Linked DNA regions of Homo sapiens: regions 2 and 3 are each linked to region 1. Evidence: chromatin loops called from intact Hi-C (ENCODE). Cell type or tissue: OCI-LY7. All regions are shown on one strand. Each heading gives the region's core, and the rest is flanking DNA. Links, peaks and the distances in the headings are about the cores only. Region 1 has its middle 220 kb from the start of LINC02227. Region 2 has its middle 150 kb from the start of LINC02227. Region 3 overlaps EBF1 (EBF transcription factor 1).

What was found. Hi-C counts contacts between places; a loop is a spot of excess contacts. Peaks named below come from ENCODE experiments on the same cell type or tissue, not always from the same donor. Only the 100,000 strongest peaks of a DNase experiment are listed, where the experiment ranks them.
Region 2: a loop joins it to region 1, with 2.8 times the contacts of the local background. A loop is called at or near these places in 1 of 110 quality-filtered maps.
Region 3: it touches region 1 in a loop (2.3-fold over the local background); 1 of 110 quality-filtered maps calls a loop at or near these places.

What each region holds. Positions count from the first base shown.
Region 1 is chr5:158,190,456-158,197,423 of GRCh38, reverse strand. No RefSeq gene overlaps it. Among named protein-coding and RNA genes, the nearest start is that of LINC02227, 220 kb to the left of the region's middle. In OCI-LY7, for the core only: no CTCF peak of the experiment used is centred there; DNase peaks (open chromatin) are centred at 1,403 and 2,703; H3K4me3 peaks cover 2,183 bases; H3K27ac peaks cover 2,873 bases.
Region 2 is chr5:158,556,522-158,563,489 of GRCh38, reverse strand. No RefSeq gene overlaps it. Among named protein-coding and RNA genes, the nearest start is that of LINC02227, 150 kb to the right of the region's middle. RefSeq lists enhancers at 3,172-3,221, 3,232-3,401. In OCI-LY7, for the core only: no CTCF peak of the experiment used is centred there; DNase peaks (open chromatin) are centred at 3,209, 3,669 and 4,209; H3K4me3 peaks cover 676 bases.
Region 3 is chr5:158,749,650-158,756,617 of GRCh38, reverse strand. All of the region lies in intron 10 of EBF1 (EBF transcription factor 1), which reads left to right. Among named protein-coding and RNA genes, the nearest start is that of LINC02227, 340 kb to the right of the region's middle. RefSeq lists a silencer at 4,052-4,171. In OCI-LY7, for the core only: no CTCF peak of the experiment used is centred there; DNase peaks (open chromatin) are centred at 1,187, 3,077, 3,367 and 4,117; H3K4me3 peaks cover 2,896 bases; H3K27ac peaks cover 4,278 bases.

The DNA of each region.
Region 1 (6,968 bases), core at 713-5,712:
AGCTCATCCACCCTAATGCTTTTGTTTCATAAAGGAGTAAACAGACCTTTCCAAGGTTGTGCAGGATGTGAGTTGGTTTTTTTCCTCTTAATTTGAATGAGTGATAAACATTTTAAAGTCAAGAAACTTTACATCAGAATCCAGAAAAAAATCAAAGATCTGCCAACACTGGGCTTGCATCCCTGCCCAGCAGCAGCGGGCTGGAATGCGGTAGCTCCATCTCCTGCATGCACAGTCCCCTTCTATCCCAGCTGCCTCACGCCCAGATGGGTTCAATCATCTCCATCATAGTCATGGCCCCTACAGGCCTTTAAACTGTAACTCCTGTGTGTTAGTCCATTTTTGCGTCACTGTAAAGGAATACCTGAGGCTGGGTAATTTATAAAGAAATGAGGCTTAATTGGTTCAAAGTTCTGCATGCTGTGCAGGAAGGATGGCACCAACATCTGCTTCTGGTGAGGCCTCAGGAAGCTTCCAATCATGGCGGAAGGCAAAGCCACAGGGCCGATGTGTCACATGGCTAGAACAGGAACAAGGGGCTGAGGGAGGTGCCACATTTTTAAACAATCAGCTCTTGCATGAACTCAGCAAGAACCCACTCATCACCAACGGGATGACGCTAAGCCTTTCATTAGTGATCTACCCATCGTGGCCCAATAGCTCCCACTGAGCTCTGCCTGCAACTACTGGGGATTACATTTCAACATGACATTTGGAGGGGACAGACATCAAAACCAAATCATCCTGCTTTGCAGCCGGTTTCCTACTCCTGGCCAAAACAAAAAAACAACCCAACAAAAGCCACATTAAACCATGTAGCACAACTAACCTCAAGCAGCTCTCTATGTTATTGGATTCTAGAAGTCCCCAAAACCAGAAATTCCCATCCCCTCCCCATCAAAAGCTAATAATAATAGTAATAAATAGCAGGCAAACAAACGAAAGCAAAAAGCCTTTCCCACTGTCTGGTACTGCCTGAAATATCACTGTATCTTGGAGAAGTACTGTGTTCCTCTAACATCTCGGATTTGAAAGAAAAGTGGTACAGTAAGAAATGGCCCCTGGCACACACCATCATCTACTTTAACATTTTGACTGAGGATCATTTTTCGTGGTAGGATCCTTCAGATATCCTCTGCAGACACACACACACACTCCAAACACAATAAAACACAACACACATCCCCCTCTCTCATTCTCTCGCTCTCTAAGCCATATACTCAACTTTATTGGAATCTGATTAAATAAACAAAAACAAACATTTCTCCTTAGAGAAGGAAATAATTTTCACAAAATAAAAACACAGAGCAAATATACCTATTTGAAGGTGAAAAGATCACTGTTTTCTCCAGCAAGTCAGAGAGAGCATGAACCAAGAACACGAGATGCTGCAGTTTGCTGATGTGAGTGTGTGGACAATGAGAAGCAGGTGGTGTATGAACACAGGCAGAGAGAAGGAAAGGAAAACTGTCATCTTAGCAAGGATCACTGCATTGTGCTATCAAGGTCACAGTTGGTAAAGACCAAAATACTATCTCCAAAATTTTAACAAGGATTCTTCCTTTCTCTTGTTCCCATAGTGAGTTCCGGGAAATGGAGAGAAAGTGTAATGAAGCATATTTCTTTTTAAATGGCATATAGCTGGCCTCTACTTGGATCCTGTTTTCTGACATCATTTTAATTAGGAAAGGTGAGAAAGTTTCCAACGTCCCCCAACCCCCTTCCCTGTATCCTAAATGAGGGTTTCACAGAGAACTGGCAACCAACACGATTTTGACAGAGTGAACTTCTTTCTCTCATAAGCATTCCTCCAATCCCCAGATAATACCCCTCATTCCTCCCACATTAACTAACACACACAACTTTTCTCCTCCCACCCTCCCCAGCTCTCACTTCTCTCCAAAACGTATAACATAATTGTGAAGGCTAATTATCAAATAATGCTTAAGCCTTTGGGAACAAGATAGGGGGTTCTACAAATGTTTTAAAAAGTCCCCAGGCTGCAATAGAAACGTGATTAACTGAAACAAAAATGCCTGCTGAAAACTTTCAAACCCAAAGTCAGTTTTTAAAATATTTTTAAATATATAGGTATATTATATACATGCCTGTGTCATAATTTATCTATATGTACATATGTCAAATGTGTCTTTTTTTAATCTGTCACAGAAATTCTCTGCCATTGTAGAGCAAGACCCTCAAAGAGAGAAATAATTTGAAGTCGGTTCATCCTTTTTTCTGACACATGGAGGTCCACCATGGATTTCTCCCATGACAGGGGACCCCTCAACTGGCTCTGGTAGGAGACAGGAGGAAGCTGCCTCTAGTAAGAGGAAGGAGAGAGCAAATCTAGGCGATACAATTCTCCTCCTGGCCTGAACATGAGCAGATAGGTTCTGACAGATGTAGTTTTTATCATGGAATAAAACAGGCTCACAGCAGTGTGCCTCACACATGAATGTCACATTTTATGAATTGCCATATTGTCTCACTACACGCTGCAGTGAGCAGGGCTGGGCAGACCACGAGGTTGAGGAACGACTCGGCCTCTCCTCTCCCACGCCCCCTCCATTCCAGGCAGGGGCACTGGTTTTTTGCCTGCATCCTCAGAGAGGAAGAAACAACGGCTGTGGGTGCACCTGTGTTGTATGGGCCAAGTCCTCAGCTGTGATGCACACAGAAGTTAAATATAGCACTGTGGCTGGTCAGATTTCAACTGTCCTGGGACCCTGAGCGGTTACGTAGCAGAAGGGGCTGGAGGGAGGGAGAGGAGGAGGGATTCAGAGAAAGCGTGCACAATAACAATGCATGATCTATCATGCAAAGAGCCGCAGGGCAGAAATAAGGGCTCCTCACTCCTTCAGTAGAAGCCAAGCCCAGGGTGCTGATTATGTGCGGAGCAAGCTGTCTAATGGGAAAGAGAGCTCATCCACAAATCCTGGGTCAGGAAAGCCAGGAAGGTCCATTCTGAGACTCTGTCCATAGATGAGTGTTCTGAGGATTAGCTCTTGACTCAACACTGTGGAGGAAATGGTATTCAAAATCTCTAGGGACTCACTTTCTAATTAAAGAGCAAGTCTTACTGGTTGCCTTTACTTCCCACCCCACTGAGACCCCTTGCTCCACTCATGGGACTCAGGCATGAATGGGGAATTCTGAGCAAGAGGCAATCAGAATGTGAAAAACATCCAATGGGGCTCTCCCTCACCCCCAAGTTATTGAGCTAGGCCTGAGTCAGCCAGAGTTAAGGCCAATGACACCTCTTAATTTGCTCTCTTTCCTATGATGTGATGCCGTGTCATCCAAATTAGACACAGTTACCTCCAAGGTATACTCAGTGTCATCATAGCCATGAAAAAAAATCACAATACATCTTCCCAGACCAATTTTTCTTTCAGTGCCTAACAGTGGGGCAGGTAGATTATTCTTATTAGAAAGCAAGCACAAATGTAAATCAGAAAATTCAAACAGATTTTTAAGATAAAACATTAGTCTTCAAAGAAATTATAGATTTCCAGGGACTATTTTGAGCTCAGCCCTATTACCTCCCTGAAAATGAATTTACTCCCTTCCATCATAAGGGATTCTTTGATTTAAAAAAAAAAAAAAAGAGCTTATGCGTGTGGTAGGCCTAAATAGTGATCTCTAAAGATATCCAGGTCCTAATCCCCAGAACCTGTGAATCTTGCTTTATGGCAAAAAGGATTTTGCAGGTGTGACTAAAGATTTTGAGATGGTGTATGTTTATCACAGCACTATTCACAATAGCAAAGACATGGAATAAACCCAGCTGCCCATCAATGGTGGATTGGATAAAGAAAATGTGGTATATGTACACCATGGAATACTATGCAGCCATAAAAAAGAATGAAATTATGTCCTTTGCAGCAACATGGATGCTGCTAGAGGCCATTATCCTGAGAGAATTAACGCAGAAACAGAAAATCAAATACAGCCTGTTCTCACTAATACGTGACAGCTAAACACTGGATACATATGGACACAAAGATGGGAACAGTAGACAGTGGGGGCTCCAGAAGTGGGGAAGGAGGGAGCTGGGGAAAGGTTTGAAAAACTACCTATCAGGTACTATCTTCACTGCTTGAGTGACAGGATCATTAGAAGCTTCTCCTCAGCATCACACAATATACCCATGTAACAAACCTACACATGTATCCTTGAATCTAAAAATAAATTTAAAAAAATTAAGACATTGAGATGAAAGATTATCCTGGATTATCTAGGTAGACCTTACATGTAATCATAAGTATCCTTCTAAGGGAAATACAGGTGGAGTTATGACTACAGAAAGGAGGTGACGTGGTGATGGAGGTAGAGACTGGAGTGATAAAATTTGAAGACGGAGGAAGGGGCCATAAGCAAAGACATACAGATGGCCACTAGAAACTGAAAAGGACAAGAAAACAAGTTCTATTCCCAGAATCTCAGAGGGAACCCTGCCAACACTTTGATTCTAGCTAGCCCAGGAAAACCCATTTTGGACTTCTGACCTGTATTGTAAGAGAAGAAATCTGTATTGTTTTAAGCCACTAAATTTGTGGTAATTCATTATAGCAGCATCAGAAAACTAATATACTTCAGAAATAAGAGTGCAGGTCACTGAGTTCAGCAACTTACACTATTATTACGAATGGTTTTACTTTGAACCACAAAGAACTTAGGATATTTGGAGATAACTATTTTATCTCCTTTCCATTAAAAAGTATTCCATTAAGCCACAAGGCATGTTTTCCTCTGACTGCCTTCCAGGCACTTGCTCATATCATTTCCCCTGCCTAGAAAGCCATCCTCATCCTCACTACTTTAGGTATTATGGTAAAACCAATAAATAAAATCTCCCTCAATTGAGATGCTTGATGAGAGTTAGATTTTCTGTCTCTAATAAGTTTTAGTAATTAGAAAGAGCAAAGAAAAGATTTCTAATCCCATAAAAGTAGGAAGCTTTTACCTCCAGTGCCAGTCTTAGATTTTTAGACTGTATGATCTCAGAGGCAACAAGCTGTCTTTTCTAGTGGCCTGCTGTTGTACCGTAAATGCATACTGTTCATTGGGGATTTTAGTTCCACTTCTCTAGTGGTCCCCAATAAAATGAAAATAATAGTTAAAAACCACTCTCAATCACTACCCCAAATTATAAATCAGTTTTAAAATAGGCTTACATTTTGCTCAGATCCTCTGATGAATTATCAAAAAAGTGAAACAACTGGAACTTACATTAAAGAGTTAACTGGAAAATAGGCAAAGATGATCCAATATACCACTAGTAGGAGACCCTGAAGAAGAAAACGAGAGAAGAGATGATCCTCAAGGGAACAGTATTAAAAACTATAGTTCAAAAAAGTTTTTCTGATACCAAAAAAAAAGTGATTTGAACCGTATATTAAAAGAACATGCCATGTACCTGGGAATATTGACCCAGAATGACCAAAACTAAGACATAGTCTAGAAAAATTATTGTATTTAAAAGAAAAAATTATTTGGACATCTAGGCAAACAGGGCACATACTCAATAAGGAAAATTAATTATCCTCAAATTTTTTTGACAGCAATTCATTATGCCAGGAGACATTACAGTAGTATATTTAAGATATTCAAAGAGAGAAAATGTGAACTAAGGATTTTATATCCAGAAAATCACAAATAGCTACTAACCTGCAAAAACTCAGAGAACACTGTTCCCATGAGCTCCTCCTAAGGAATCTACTAAAGAACAAGTCTCAGATAGGTATTGCTGGTGAATATTACTATATAGGTAATTAGAAGTTAAAAGAAAGAGACTGTAGTGTGTACTGCCTGTATGATTCAAAATGAAATTATAGTACACTTATGAAAATGGGGAAATGATTAGCATATGGAAAAAAGTTTTATCTGCTTTCAGTAATAAAAATGCCTGTTACAGTACTAGTACTAATATTCTGAGAATATTTTATATGTAAAGTAGAAAAAAATGCAAACACTAATTATGGGATATTCTATTATCCCCTATTGTCTTTGGCGCGGTGGCCCACACCTGTAATCCCAGCACTTTGGGAGGCCGAGGTGGGTGGATCACGAAGTCAGATCGAGACCATCCTGGCTAACACGGTGAAACCCCGTCTCTACTAAAAATACAAAAAATTAGCCGGGCATGGTGGTGGATGCCTGTAGTCTCAGTTACTTGGGAGGCTGAGGCAGAGAATGGTGTGAACCTGGGAGGCGGAGCTTGCAGTGAGCCGAGATCGCGCCACTGCACTCCAGCCTGGGTGACAGAGCAAGACTCTGTCTCAAAAAAAAAAAAAAAAAAAGAACTGCGCCTTCAAAGATTTTGAGGTGAGAGAAAGGAGCTACTGAAGTAATATAGAAGATGTTAAGTAAATACCACGCAGATCCAAATCTTAATTGGAAGTATCAGTACAACCTCATGAAGTATTTGTGTAACTCCAGCTCTTTTGATTAAAGAGACTTAGAAACAAAGGCCAATCCAGTAGCAATGAGCTTCTCTACATCAGAGTTGGTCTTCATATGACATTTCTCATTGAGCTAAACCAGGATTTCTTGGACAAATGGCTGATTTCAAGTCTGAGGCAGAGTGTGTCCATAATGAGTTTATGGAGTGTGTCCATAATGAAACTGTCAAAAACTACATGGGTCATGTCAAACATGACTCCGTCTCAAAAGAGTCAGAAAGTACCTTGAAGAGGGTTCCACTGGCCAAAGACTTGAGCTTTGCAATGGATTGCAACCCATCAAATATATATAAATCCAAGAGTTCATAATAGCATATACATATTTTTAATTGGTCATCTTCCGAAGAAACAATGATCCAGTTTGTTAATTTAAAACTAGGTAAATAAAAGGAAATAAATATTTATTCTACTTATTCTATATGAACTGTAGTACTGGGTAACAAAATAGTAGATGAAAGGAAGAGTCTTTTTATAAAAGTATCTCAGATAATAAATTAAAAC
Region 2 (6,968 bases), core at 829-5,828, 370 kb before region 1:
CTCCCAGGTTCAAGCGATTCTCCTGCCTCAGCTTCCTGAGTAGCTGGGATTACAGGAACCCACCACGACATCCGACTAATTTTTGTATTTTTAGTAGAGGCGGAGTTTCACCATGTTGGCCAGGCTGGTCTTGAACTCCTGACCTCAAGTGATCCACCTGCCTCGGCCTCCCAAAGTGCTGGAATTATAGGCCCAAAATATACCTTCAATGCATCTAGTCTCCATGTCTATTGCCAACCCTTTTGGCCCTCCTGGGCTACTGCAAACAGCTCCTGACTGTCTCCCTATTTTCACTCTTGCCCACTTCCAGTCCACTCTCATGAGCAGCCCAGGTAATCTGCTTAAAATTGGAGCATGAGTCACCCTCAGCGCATGCTCTCCTAAGACTTAGAATAAAACAGCTTCCTTAGTGTGGTCATGAAGTAGCTGCCCTGGCCCTTGCTTTCCTCTCCATCCCCATTTAGTTCTGCTCTCTCTTACTCACTGCCCTCTGATCTCCCCTGTCTCCCTTCCAGTTACCAGCGGCTTTCCCTCTGCCAGGCTACAGTGCCTGCCATTCATCTCGCAGTGGACTCCTCTTTCCTCACTTTTCTCCTTTGGCTTCAACATCGCCTCCTCAGAGAAGCCTTCCCTGACCACCCCAATTCAGCAAAGTCCCTTTACCCCCTTATTCTCCCTCACCATGGCCTGCTTGTTTTTTTCATAACTCTTACCCTGCCCATAGTCACAAATCCATGCAACTGTTTCCTTGTTATCACCTGAACCTCCTGCTAGACTGTAAACACCACCAGGCATGGCCGTGACTGTTTCCTTTGCAGAATGGATGGCCCAGTGCCCGGCACAAAAATAATTGTTGATTAAATTAATGATTTGGCCTCCAAGGAGAGTGCCTACAAGCATAGGATTTGGATTCACATGTACCTGAGTTTAGCTCCTACCTCTGCCCCTTGCCAGCACAGAGACCTCCAGCCAGTGGCCTCCCCTCTGAGCCTCCATTTTCTTCCTTATCAGAGGGATAAGAATGGCACTTCCCTTTTGAATTTGGTGGGAGGATGACACAATGCAGGAGAAGATTCTCAGCTGGTGCTTGGGATGTAGCAAGTGCTCAAAAAAATGTTAGCTGCTCTTACTATTAACAATATTAGTTGTAATCTTATTGTTATTGTTATTATTTAGCTCCATTTAGACATGACCCCAATCTTTACTGGAGAAGAGTGAACAGGGCTTTCCGATGTGGTACGTGTGTATTGTGGGTTTGTTTTGTTTTGTTTTTATCATGGTGGCACATACCCTGAGCCTTCTGTTCTATTCCTTTTACACCAGACAGCATTTTACCACAAAGAACGGCTGCTGTTCCTCTAACGACAGTCACACACTTAATGCTTCAATTTCCACATTTTATTTTATAAGTAATTTAAAGCCCATGGTGCCTTAATTGTAAAATAGGCCTTATTAAAATAATAGCTTGAAAACCAGTGGGGCTCCCTGTGCCGAGCAATGAGGGTTTTTAGCTTAACGGCTGTTTACTGGGATTTAAAAAGAGACACAACCCAAATAAAGCTGTAAAGACATTTCCACTGTGAGTGATGGGCCAAGGACCAGCTGATAATTAAGCTCCCCCATCCCCACACAATTTTTTTTTCTTTTGGTGCTGTCTGGAGCTTTTCTTAGAAATCCAAAGCACACCCTTTGCTGCTTTTATGATTGATGAGGCGGTGAGGATACTTCAGTACGAGTAAGCAACGTGGTGCTTTGATTAATGATGCTGGTGGGACTCCCAGAAGACCAAAGAGAATAACATTGTTATCAGGAAAGCAGCTGAAGCTGCTGAGAGGGACAGTGACTCCCAGGACTGTGGAGACTGTGGAGCCATCCATGGGTAGGGTCTTTCATTCAGCTCTAACCCAGCATCTCCTCCTGGAAGTCCAGAAGCCAGTGAAGAGGGGACTGAAGGGCATGCTTTTCCATTGAATTCACAAAACTGGCACTGGGCACAGTTCGGTTCCCTGGAAATCTCAAAGGATGAAACACACACAAGCTGGTAGGAGTCTCAGGCTCTATCACAGTCATGATGAGTTTTTTTCAATATGATTGTTCTTAGGCAGAAACAATCAGATGAAGAGATTCTATAGTATAAGAAAAATAACAGTTTCTATCCACCAAGCACATGGACTTACATTGAATCCTTATAATACCCGTGAAGTAGATGTTACTATTATTCGTCTTGATTTTTGGCCAAGGACGCCTAAACTCGTAAGAACTTTGTGCATTACAGGTCACACAGCACTTGACCTGTGGAGCCAGGACTCAAATCGAAGATGGTTCTAATGTCTAAGCCTATGCTCTCAGCCCCTTAGTAACTCTGGGCTTCCAAGAAGAGAGCTATGGAGCTTGTGGGAAGATATCCAACCAGGCTACAGACAGATGGATTTTAGATTTTGCTTCACCTTGCCTAACCTGGGATGACCTGTGTCTCAATGTCTGTGTCTTGGTGTCCCTAAATATGAAAATCCGGTATGCCCCGCCTGCCTCACAAAGCTCTCATAAGGATCAAATATATTAACATTTACGAATGCTCTTTGCAAGGTAAGAACCCCAATGGACTATTTGTTCCAGCAAAACTGTCAAGTGAAGCTATATGGAAAAACATTTATAAAGCTAATTAACATTGAAGGAGCCAAGCAAATTAAGATTCCTAGTTCCAGAGGAAGCCAATATCATTTCTAACGCCTAGATGAGTAACTTTGGGTAAGTTGCTTGATCTCTATGAATCCCAATTTTCTGCCCTTCAAAATCAAGTAACACCGATCTCTTGGCATTGTTTTGAGAATTCCATGATATTATGCCCACAGAGCAGCTTAAACGCTGCCTGGCACATGTGTCCTCTGAATGTTCACTACTGTTACCATTTCTTTCTTTTATTTCCCTCTGAGCCACTCCTCATTACCATTTGGGCAGAACTATGCCTGCCCATTGTCTCTCTGGACCTTTGCAGCATTATAGACCGAAAAAGGAAATATGAGTCAAAGAGTGCCCTGAGGCTCAAACACTGTGGTTTTGAAAGTCAATACGCCTGTCGATAACAAGACTCACTGCCTCTCCAGGGACCGCCCACAGTGGTGTTGCTGAGTTTTGCAAGCCCTGCACAGAGAAGCTTCGTGGTGGTGGGAAGTGCTGTCCAAAAGAGGGGCTGTCTTACTGTCAGGCCAGAGCATCTGTGGCCTCCACAGCAAATGGGGATTTGAGCACGAGGCAAGCCAGACAGCCCCTGCCAACTCTTACACTGATGCAGTGGCTGGAAACACCTCCTCTCAACTTTTAGAGCGTTTTCACATCTTGCATGCTGGACAGTGAGTGGACCTACTGGACCAAAACTGCAAAGAAGAGAACATAAAATGGCTGCGACTTTCCCATAATGGTTTTCCCATAATGTAAAACCAAACAGACCTGGTTTTGAATCATGGCTCTGCCATTTCCATATTCTGTGATGATAGGCAAGTCCCTTAATTTCTCAACTTTTCCTTCTATAAGAAAGCAGCTTAACCAGCTACTTGGGAGGTTGAGGCAGGAGGATCGCTTGAACCCGGGAGGCAAAAGTTGCAGTGAGCCGAGATTGCACCGCTGCGCTCCAGCAAGCAGCCTGGGCAACAGAGCAGAGCAAGACTCTGTCTAAAAAAAAAAAAAGCAGAAGGCAGCTCTGGTGCCGGAATGCCTAGGTTCAAATTCAGGCTCTGGTACATCCTGTATATTCTCATATTCTCAGATAATTTACTCTCTTCTTTACGTGTAAAATGAAAGTGAGAATGAAATGAAATTTTAAAAATATATGAAGTTTTTCAAGTAGTAGCAAGCACTAAATAAATGTTAGCTGCTGTGTTTGGCGGGATGGGTTCCATGTAATCCTCCAATGTAAAATAAACCTTGGCATCTCAGTGGATTAGGACCATAAACATTTATTTCTCACTCATGCAGATGGAGAAATTTCTTCTATTTCAGGAGACTCGGAGACCTGGGATCTTTTCTTCTTCTGACATCACTATGTCAATCAACCCACAGCAGTTGGTTCCAGTTCATCACAGCAGAGAAAGAGATGGGGAAGGGGGTACCATGGCTCTTTTCTCTCTTGGCAATTCTTTTCATAGTCCATCAGCCACAGCAAGTTCAGGAACCCAAAGCCTACTGCACAGGAAACGGCCTTTATGGTAAATTAGGCTAACTGCCGAAATCACACTGCTGTAAAAGCATTAAATGGCAATGTGCATGGCATGCTTACACTGTGGCTGGCACATGGTTAGTGCCTGTTGTCTCTTGTGAGAGTACTACTTTTGATTCGGTGCCCGTCTGACATGATTCAATGCAATTCTGACTTGGATCAAACCACTGGTTGTTCCACACCACAGACTGTGGTGGGTCCCAGGTTCTCTTAGTAGTTAACGTTTGTCCCTCACCTTTATCAACCTTTCCCTACCTTTCTGTGCCCCATTTTCCTTTTCCAGTGCCTTCAGGTGGATCCACAACTCCTTGATGCTCCATTCTCTGGTGTTCCATCAAATGCCTGTTTCAAGGTTACATGATCATTTTTGATGTTCAAGTACTACTTTCATAGTATCTAGTGTGATGCTGCACTGATTCATTCAGGAAGCCTTAACCCGGTGCCTGCTTTGTGCCAGGACTGGAACCAGGCATTCACACTCACCGTCACCCTGGAGGCCAGTCAGTCTTATTGGCCTTAATTTTGGATATCAAGTGGAGGCTCAGAGAGGTTAAGAGACTGCCTCAAGTCACACAGCCTGGAAGAGGTGAGGTTGACTCAACACAGGGTGTCTCCCCATCCAGAGGCCTTTCCATTCTCCTTGGGAGGCCTCTGCAGTTGACTTTTGTTTGTTCTCTGGAAGTCATTACACATTTTGGCCTTTTCTAAGCCTTATTTATGCCTCTTTCCTTCAAAGGCTTAAACCTGAAAATTGATTGATTCAAGCTAAATCCTTGCAGAAGACAATGGCTTAACCTCTTATTTCTGTCTGGGATTTTTATGGCTCTTTAAAGAGGCACTGTCTCAGCCCAGGGTCTGCTGACTACTATGGTGGGTGTCAAGCATTCAGCCGGGCATGGTAGATGCCATTTGGAGGCAGGGGTAGATATTCGGAAGTGTCCCCAAATCATAGCACATAAGTAACAGATTTCTATTACAATAAAAAGGCTGACCTTTCCAGCCTCAGTGTCAGTGTCCAAAAAGTGAAGATTCAAATTGAGTTCACACCCAAAAAAGTATCACATGGATTCCCTCACACAAAAATTATTTTGTATCCTTTGTAGCTACAATTCACTGAATGCAGATTTCTATGCCAGGTATTCTAGAAATAATTGGGGTCTTTAATCCTTACAACCAGCATGTGATGTCCAGACTATTTATCTCCATTTTCCCAAGCAAGTGAGCACACTGAGGCTCAGAGAGGTTAAAGTGACTGGTTCAAGCTACACAGCAAATGTTAGAGTTGGAATTTGACCTAATTCCAAAATTCATCACTTTCTGTACTACCATATAACAACAGGATGCTATGAAAGGGAACTGACGTTAAAAGTATCCAAGGGGTGGGTTGCTTTCTCACGGAGTTTTTCATGGGCCTGGCATATCAATATGGCACCTCAGAGGCTGATGGAGAGACTGGGATGGCTAAAGCTAGCCAGGCAGGATTGTAGGGTCCCAATCTTCTTCTACCAGAGAAACTACTTCTGTACTTTCTGTAGTAGATTTGCACATAAATATTTTGTTTTAAAAATGTATTCTACTACATAACACAGAGAAAAAGAAGGTTAGAAACAAAAGAGAGAGAGAAATAAAAACTATAGTTTTAGTATCATGGCCTCGATTTTATGAACTAGACATTAAGGCCCAGGGAGTGAACAGATTCATCTGATCATATGAAGAGTTATAGGTGACAGACTGTGGTTTGGAGCAGGGCTTGGCAAACCTTTTCTGTAAAGGGCAAGATGGTAAATATTTTAGGCTTTGTGGACTTTGCAGGCTCTGTCACGACTACTCAACTCTGCCATTGTGGTAAGGAAACAGCCACAGACAATACGTAAAAAAAGAAACATGGTTGTATTCCAACAACTTTTATTTATAAAACAGGTTGAAGGCTGGATTTGACCCATGGGTGATAATTTGTGGAACTCTAGTTTGGAACAAAGGATCCTTGACTCTTTATTTGGCACTTTTTCTACAAAAGCAAAGCTGCCTCCTTAAGATAGATGAATTGTAAAGCCCTGTTATTTTCTTAATGTTAAGGGAAAATGAAAGATCAAAGTTGGAAAGCCAAGAGGGTTTTATTAAACAAAGCACAGGTAAACAAGAAGGAAGGCATTAGACATGTTAGTGTGGTTGGGGCTATAGCTCCTGGGATGAAGGATGAAGGGGAGGCATAAATAAGTGACTTGAAGAAAGGGCCCTGCCCTGATGAAGATATTGATATGCCTTGACCTAAGGTGTGTCACTAAAATTCAATCCTCTGCACCAAGGACTAAAATAAATTCATATATTTTGGAACTAATGAGGCATGATGGTTACACAACATTGTGAATGTACTAAATGCTACTGAATTGTACACTTTAAAGGCATTAATTTAATGTTATATGAATTTCACCTTAATAAAAAATTAAAAATATATATTAATAATTAAATTAAGCAATAAAGTTGGAAATGAAATGGTAAGGTTCTATCTCAGTGATCTTTCATCTTGCATCTTGCTTCAGGTCCTGGAACTTCTGAAAGTTACATTGAGTGGTTGAGTGAGTTGTCTTCACTGCCAGCTGGGAGCATGGTATGATTTTTTTCATGCTTTAGCCCATCAAAAGCCACATGGGCTGATTCTTGATTCCTAGATTTTTTTGGGCCTCAGTTTCCTTACCAGTAAAATGCATGTCATTGTTTGTACCATTGAGGATTGATGTGATCACTAAATGAGATT
Region 3 (6,968 bases), core at 1,146-6,145, 560 kb before region 1:
GAGAGTTAAAGTCCTGTAATGGTTGTCAGATAAGTGGATTGATGAAGGAATAAAAAAGGAATTCAAAAACCATTACGTTTATACTTCAAGAGGTTATTTTTAATCAGGAATGGATTCAAGTAAAATATTCTAAGTAATTTTTGAAGAATGAGTAAGTTACTCAATTTAAAAAAATAAAGGGGGCAAAAGAAAAAATCAAATTTGTCCCAACAGAGTTCAGTGATTTTACAAAACAAATCCATTGATCTAGACTCTCCCAGTTTTGTCTGCCTTTTCCTGTGATCACAGGTCAAGATGACTGATTACCCTGGGAAACACGCTATAGTCTATCTCATAAACAGAAAAAAAAAAAATTCTCACACTTGGTCAGAAGGCAGCCAAAACGCTTCATCTCCAGAGGCTGGGAAAGTTGATCTGTGGTTGAGATTTGGCCAGAGGGAAACAGCCTGCCAGAATGAGAGCCTGGAATCTGGGGGGCTCAACCAAGACTCCAGTAGAACTCACCTCAACAGCCCAACACATTCAGCAAGTTAGCAGCCAGGGCCAACTACAGAACTTAGTAAGGTTTGCTGCTGAGCTCTTTAAGCTGCTAAAGTACCATTGACATTTTGGCCAAGTTAGGAAATTTAAGAAAGAGAGCCTTAAAAACAAAAGTATCTGATTTCACACTTTCTTTTTTTCAATAGGAAAACTTCCAGATGTCTTTATCTACACTATTTCGTTCAGAATCATAGGTGATCTTTCACCAAACTATGTTTTGAATATTTGGGCACTAGTTTTTGCTTCCACGGATAGGTCCTGACCCAAACTCCCTCAAACATAGAGGTTCTCCCCAAATCCTATCATGGCAACCATTTTCCATGAAGCCCCTCTCCCTCCAAGGGCATTGTACCAAGGCCCTTGCAGGCCTCAGCCTTTGTTTTCTTTTTTAAAATTCTGTGGGAGTTCCAAGTCCATCAAATATCTCAAAATGCCTTCCCAATCCCTGTATTTCTTTCCACTTTTAGGCCTTCAGCTAGTTAATCCCAATAAAGATTTAGGAGCTTGAAAATAAAATGAACTTCCTAAAGTAGAAGTCTATTCGTCTCTTGAATTTCATTCTCTGCCTTTTATTGAATGTCAACTATGTGCAAAGTGTGGTACAAAGCACTAAGATAAAATAGGAGACAGGTGCAGAGCAAGGATGAACAGGAGGCAGGCTGTGCTGGCATATGATGCAAATCAAAGTGACAAAATGCTCTGGTAGAAATCTGGGTAAATGGCTAGGGAGAAGACAGCCTAACCTGGGAGTCCAGGGAACTAGAGAAGTGGGGAGGGGATATGGCCAGGGGGCTCAGGGTAGGAAAGATTACTTTAAATGTGTGTTTTCTACTTTTTTCCTAATTACTGAGCTCCATCTTCTTAAAATTGGGCAATGGGCAGTCTTTATATGTGAAAAAAAAACAAAACAATAAACATTAGTTTATAAGAAATTATAAGAAAAACTCTACACCATCATCATCTATCCCCCTTTTAATTTTACTTCTCAGCCATAATATGTTCTACAATAGTCCAGGACCTTATACAAATGATGTCCCAAACTCATTGTTGTCATTGTCCCACTCTGTCCTCTTAATACCTTATCTCCCCGACCTCTCATGAGAGATTTGAGGTTACTTAGGGTGTTTTCATTTTCTTTATCATGCTATGGAAAAGCCTGAGCACTCAACTGAATTCAATTTTAAGTAAGAAAAATTCCTTGCAATTAAAATTGTTTGCATTGAATTGAGTAGAGTTTCCAATATTCATCCATTGTCATCTAAATACTTTTGTTTAGAGCAAAATAAGGTGCTTATTACAATGAGTCAAATATTTGGGGGTCTTTGTCAGGTCAGGATGGTGTTTTTGATCTGGTCAAAATGTAGTATTTGCTAATACTTTTTCTAACTAGAAAAAAATCCAATCTGATATCATAGATTTGGAATCAAGGCTGGTGAGTGGCATAGGTTGAGGAGGCTCTTTTGGAAAAGTTATTGACAGAATAAATAAATGAATGAATGAAGAATACTCCAGCCTGGATTTAAGAGTAAACCATATCACTTGCTTCCTTCTCAAGATGGCCTTGTGTGGATTCTTATGTTATTGAAGCTTTGGAGCATTTTGCTAGGAAATTCTTTCCTTCTATTGCAACATCGTGGCGATCAGGCTGCACTGTCAGTTGAGCACTGGGGACTGAGATGTTTGTGAATGCTGTGGTCAGTCAGGTCTGAGTTCAATGAAAAGTCATTGCCTGAGGGTTGCATAACTTGATTGCTACAGGTAGAGAATGGCCTTTCACCAACACCAAAGATTTATTGGCTTTTGGGTGGGAAAAGTCAGCTTTTATATTTCAAGAGAGTAAATCATCTCTTGTTAATTGTGAAGCCTTTAAAGGCTATTTAGGATGGTGAACTTCTGCTAGAGCTTCATGCAGTAATATGTAAAATATGTAGTTGACCAGAAGTTTACAGTTTTGACTAATAGAAGTATTAGTCAATGGGTAATACTTCAAGTTTGCCAAGTCCCAGCTTATAACTGGACCTTCATAAGCCAGCCTCATGTTCTAACAGTCAGAAGCACTCTAGACTTGCAACTTTAAACCCTAGTTAGAAAAAAAATTAGCAAATACTATATTTTAGCCAGAAAAAAAAAATCTAGGGCTACAACATTTTACCAGGGACTCATGTTAACATTTGGTCTACAACAACTTTGTTTATAGAATACTCATGCAGGTAAGTTTTGTGGTCGTCACAATCTGTCTGAAAGTAAACATTTTTGGAAGTAGAAATTTGAGAAAGCTATGGTGGTGCTATTTAGTAACATAGGCCATGGAGAATTTGGTCAATGAAGATCAACAACTTTGATGAAATAGTTTTTGCCTGAATAATGAATAATTTATTTTGCCTAACAGTCTACATTGCTAAAAAGGTGAAAGCAGTGGTCAATTTAATGAAGAAAAGTGCATTCACTCAAAGTTTTTGGCAGAAAGGAGAAAAAATATCTGGTTGATTGATTTCCTTATTTGCTTTCCAGCTGGTGGTTTTGGTGTGGTCGAGACACTTCATGGGGTTCCTGCCTTTAGTTATGCTAGTTGTAGCAGACCACTACCTTGAATCAAGAAAGCATGTTGGTCTAACTCTAAGATTATAGCCAGAACCCATCAGAGGGCTAGAATTTCTTTCCACTAAAAGTTCCTTTATAAATTCTTGTGTTTTGTTGTGTTTCTAGGTATATGTTTAAATGGTTTCAAAATTGATTGCTTTTAATAGTTCTTTTGTTGTTGCTGACAGTTGTGGAGAGAGTAAGATGGAGATACACAAAGCCTTTTCTTATTAACAGATTTCCTGTTATACATGTATTAAGATTGTCGGCTTCTACTCCGGTATCCTTTCCTTCTAGCTTGCTTCACCAGAGGGAGAAAGACTAGCTCAATTATATTATCCTGTTAGATTGCTTAAATCATGTTTAGATAAAAAAAAATTACTTTCTGCTTTCTTACTATAGTTCATGATTTCCATTTTGTAAGGCATCTTTTCTAAATTTTGTGCTTTATTATTTTTGCGGTGTTGAGCGAGCGAAAACAAACTCTAGTTCATAATTCACTTTAAAGAACATACCCTTTCTTTCTATTTTCTTGTTAAAACCAAATTGTGTGCAATTTGTAGGAAATTGAAACCACATTTTTCACTTAACTTTCCAAAATTAAAATTTATGGGGAAAAAGAAGCAATAAAACAGTTACAATCTGGTCATCTATAATTATCTGTGTGGTGTGAGCAGTTCCACATTTGAAAAATGTGACACGGATAACTTATCAAGATTTTACAACCGTGGGACATTTCACTTCTTATTTGCTGCATTGGAGCCAAGATCTCCACAAAATGCTGAAAGTTACCACTGTCAGTTTGAAAGTTACATGTGTGAAGAGGAGCTTTGAAATGTATAGAAAACAATGGACAGTATCTAAAAACAGTTGTTTTCCTCCCTCACTCAGTAACGAAATGTATTACAGTAAAAATTTGCCATTGTAGACTGTTCTTATTTCCAGTATTGTTCTTGATTTCAGTTACTTTAACATTCTCTTGTCACGCTCTACTGGGTAGGAGAAAACCACAGAACTAGTGAGATGAACCGTCTATTTCTGTTTATTGGTGCTGCCATTGCTGTCTTGGTATCTCCATTTCTAAAGCTTTCTGCATCTTTATAGATTTCCTAAGAAATGGATCCTTGAAGATATTCAAGTCCTAAGCTGTGCTTTTTTTTTTTTTTTTTTGGAATAAATACTTTTTCCCCTTTTAATCTTGCCATCTAATTGTTTCTAAGTTATAATAGTAAAAAGTTTTAGATTCTAAGAAATTTGATACTTCAATCCTAGTTCTTAATAGAGGGAAAGTTCATTTAACAATGGCTCCTTTGTGGAAATATAATCATATTTAGACAACTTGATGCAGCTGTGGTGAAGTCATTCATTTGTGTTTTCATTCAGTAAACTTTTATTGAGTATCTATTTAGTTTCACATCTTCTGTTAGAATCTAAATATAGAGTGGGGAACAAAACACTACAAATAGTACTGCACATAGTAATTATTCCCTTGAACCTTAGCATCATCAACATCATTCTAGATAAAAATGTATGGATGGACAGATCTTTGGCAGTATAAAAAAACCATCTAAAACCACTACAATCCTGAGTCTCGACTTAAGCTCAACTGAAATTGCACCCTTGCCTCAGCAACTTACAAATGCTCAAATGTTTTATAAATATTTTGGCCATGTCCATTTCTTTATTTGTAAGTTGATTCTGATCAATATTATCAGAATTTTAAAGATGTATTCATTTAATGGATAAGTACTTATTGTATAACGTAGTCTTCTAAGTGTTTTACAAATATTTAGCCCATTGAATCCCTGAACATCTCTATAGGGAAGGCACTTGACTGTCCTGATTCAACAGGTAAGGAGACTGAGACATAGATTAAGCATTTGCCAGAGTTACTCAAGTGGAGGAACCTGGCCAGACCGTCTGACTCCAGAATTCATCCTCTTAACTGTTCCACTGTACTCTTTCCTCAGTACTTTGGTATTTCTATAACTACGTATGTCTTTTAAAAGTGTGATGATCCCTGAGTGTATGACGCTTGGACACATCTGGTAGGATTCTGCAGACAGCTTACTCTGCCTGTAAGTGGAGAGGTTCCAAAGAGGCATCAGTAAAGGAGTCCCTGGCATGTGATGGCCCTCAGGTCATTATGAGCCAGGGGCAAACGCAACATGTGTCCTACCTTCCATTCATTCTAAGTTGTTCATTCGCCCGTCTCTCTAATACGTGCTTAGATATAAAAATAATATGTGCTAATTTAGAAAATTTAGAGAAAAACAGGATAGAATTTAAGGAGTTCAAATCATCCAATAGCCATCACCCAGAGTTGACCACTAAAAAGATTTTTGTATATTTCTTTCATATTTTTCTATACATAACAAATATATATGAACATTTTCTTCGTATTTGTGGTTATACTGTATATGTGTTTACACACACACAGTTTTATATCCTGTTTTTTTCACATAGCCTAATAAGCATTTTCCCACGCATTAAAATTTCTTCATAAACATGTTAATAGGCTGCATCATCTCCCACAGTGTGGATTTACTATATTTATTTATCCATTCACTATTGCTAGAAATTTAAGTTGTTTTATTTATACTCGTATAATGATACAATCTTTGCTCTTTTCTCTAACTTTGATGCTTTAAAAACCATAGTAATTTGTGGTAACTAAATGTTCTATCCCTTTATGAAGATTTTTTTTTAAATGCCCTAAATGATTTTTTTTTGCAAGTGGTAGATTTTTAAAAAAAACTTTTGAAATAATTTTTTCATATAATGCTTTTATTATTTGCACTATAAAATGATGCTATAAAATATAGAGTAGAAATAAAATATGCCCAAGTGTCCACATGAACTCACAATTAGTCTAGGAAATTATATCTAGCCGTAAAGTGAGAATATTAAAGCTCTTGTATCTATATTAATACAATCAGCCATACTTTTTAATGATAAGTATTTAATCTATCAGTCTCCTCTCTCTTTTTTATCACCCAGTTGCAAACTAGATTCATTTTGGATAATTACCTTTGGTACTAAATGTATATTATCTGCCCAGTTAGGAAATAGATCAGAGGGAATTCATAAATCAATAGTAATAAAGTAAACAGAGAGAATGGAATCTATTTCCTCTCTTATCATTTGTTTGAACCCATGCTACTAAAGACAGGGACCCTGTCTAATGGATGTCGGACAGAGGACCACAAGTAAACCCCACTGGGAACAGCTCTCCTTTAAGAATTGATCTGATATTTCAGGAAATATCTTATTGTTTGAATATTATAATGGTAGGTGCTTAATGACAACTACGATGCTTTGACTTCTGCTGTTTACAGAATTGATTTCAGTTTCTCTTTCAATGTTTTTGTATCTATTCCTGGATGCACCTCCTTTCTCTCCAACCTCTTTCTAGCCTTCATAAAACAATTTTTGACAGAGCATTAATGTTAGATTTACCAGTGTTATGCTAACCACAATCTCATTGTCCAAAGGGAGATAAAAATCCAGTGTCCCATACTGTTGACTACAAAAGAGGCTCTCTGTAGTTTCAATGTTGATGTCATCATGAGAAAAGATAATTCAATACTCAGAGTGGGACCTGTACCTCTACTTCAGCACAAACATGGGAGAGTTAGTTTACCTTGCCCAGACCTCTAAATATTCTAGCAGGCTAATGAAACTCTGAGAAAAGGTATGTCCAGCCTCCCTTGTTGATATGCTAAATCCAACAGCCAAGAAAATATTCCTGCCGTGTAAAAGAAACTCATCACTGCTATTATTCAGTGTATATTCACCTCCCTCGTGTAATACAAAAGTATTACCTGTTTTCCCCAAATCCTAAACTC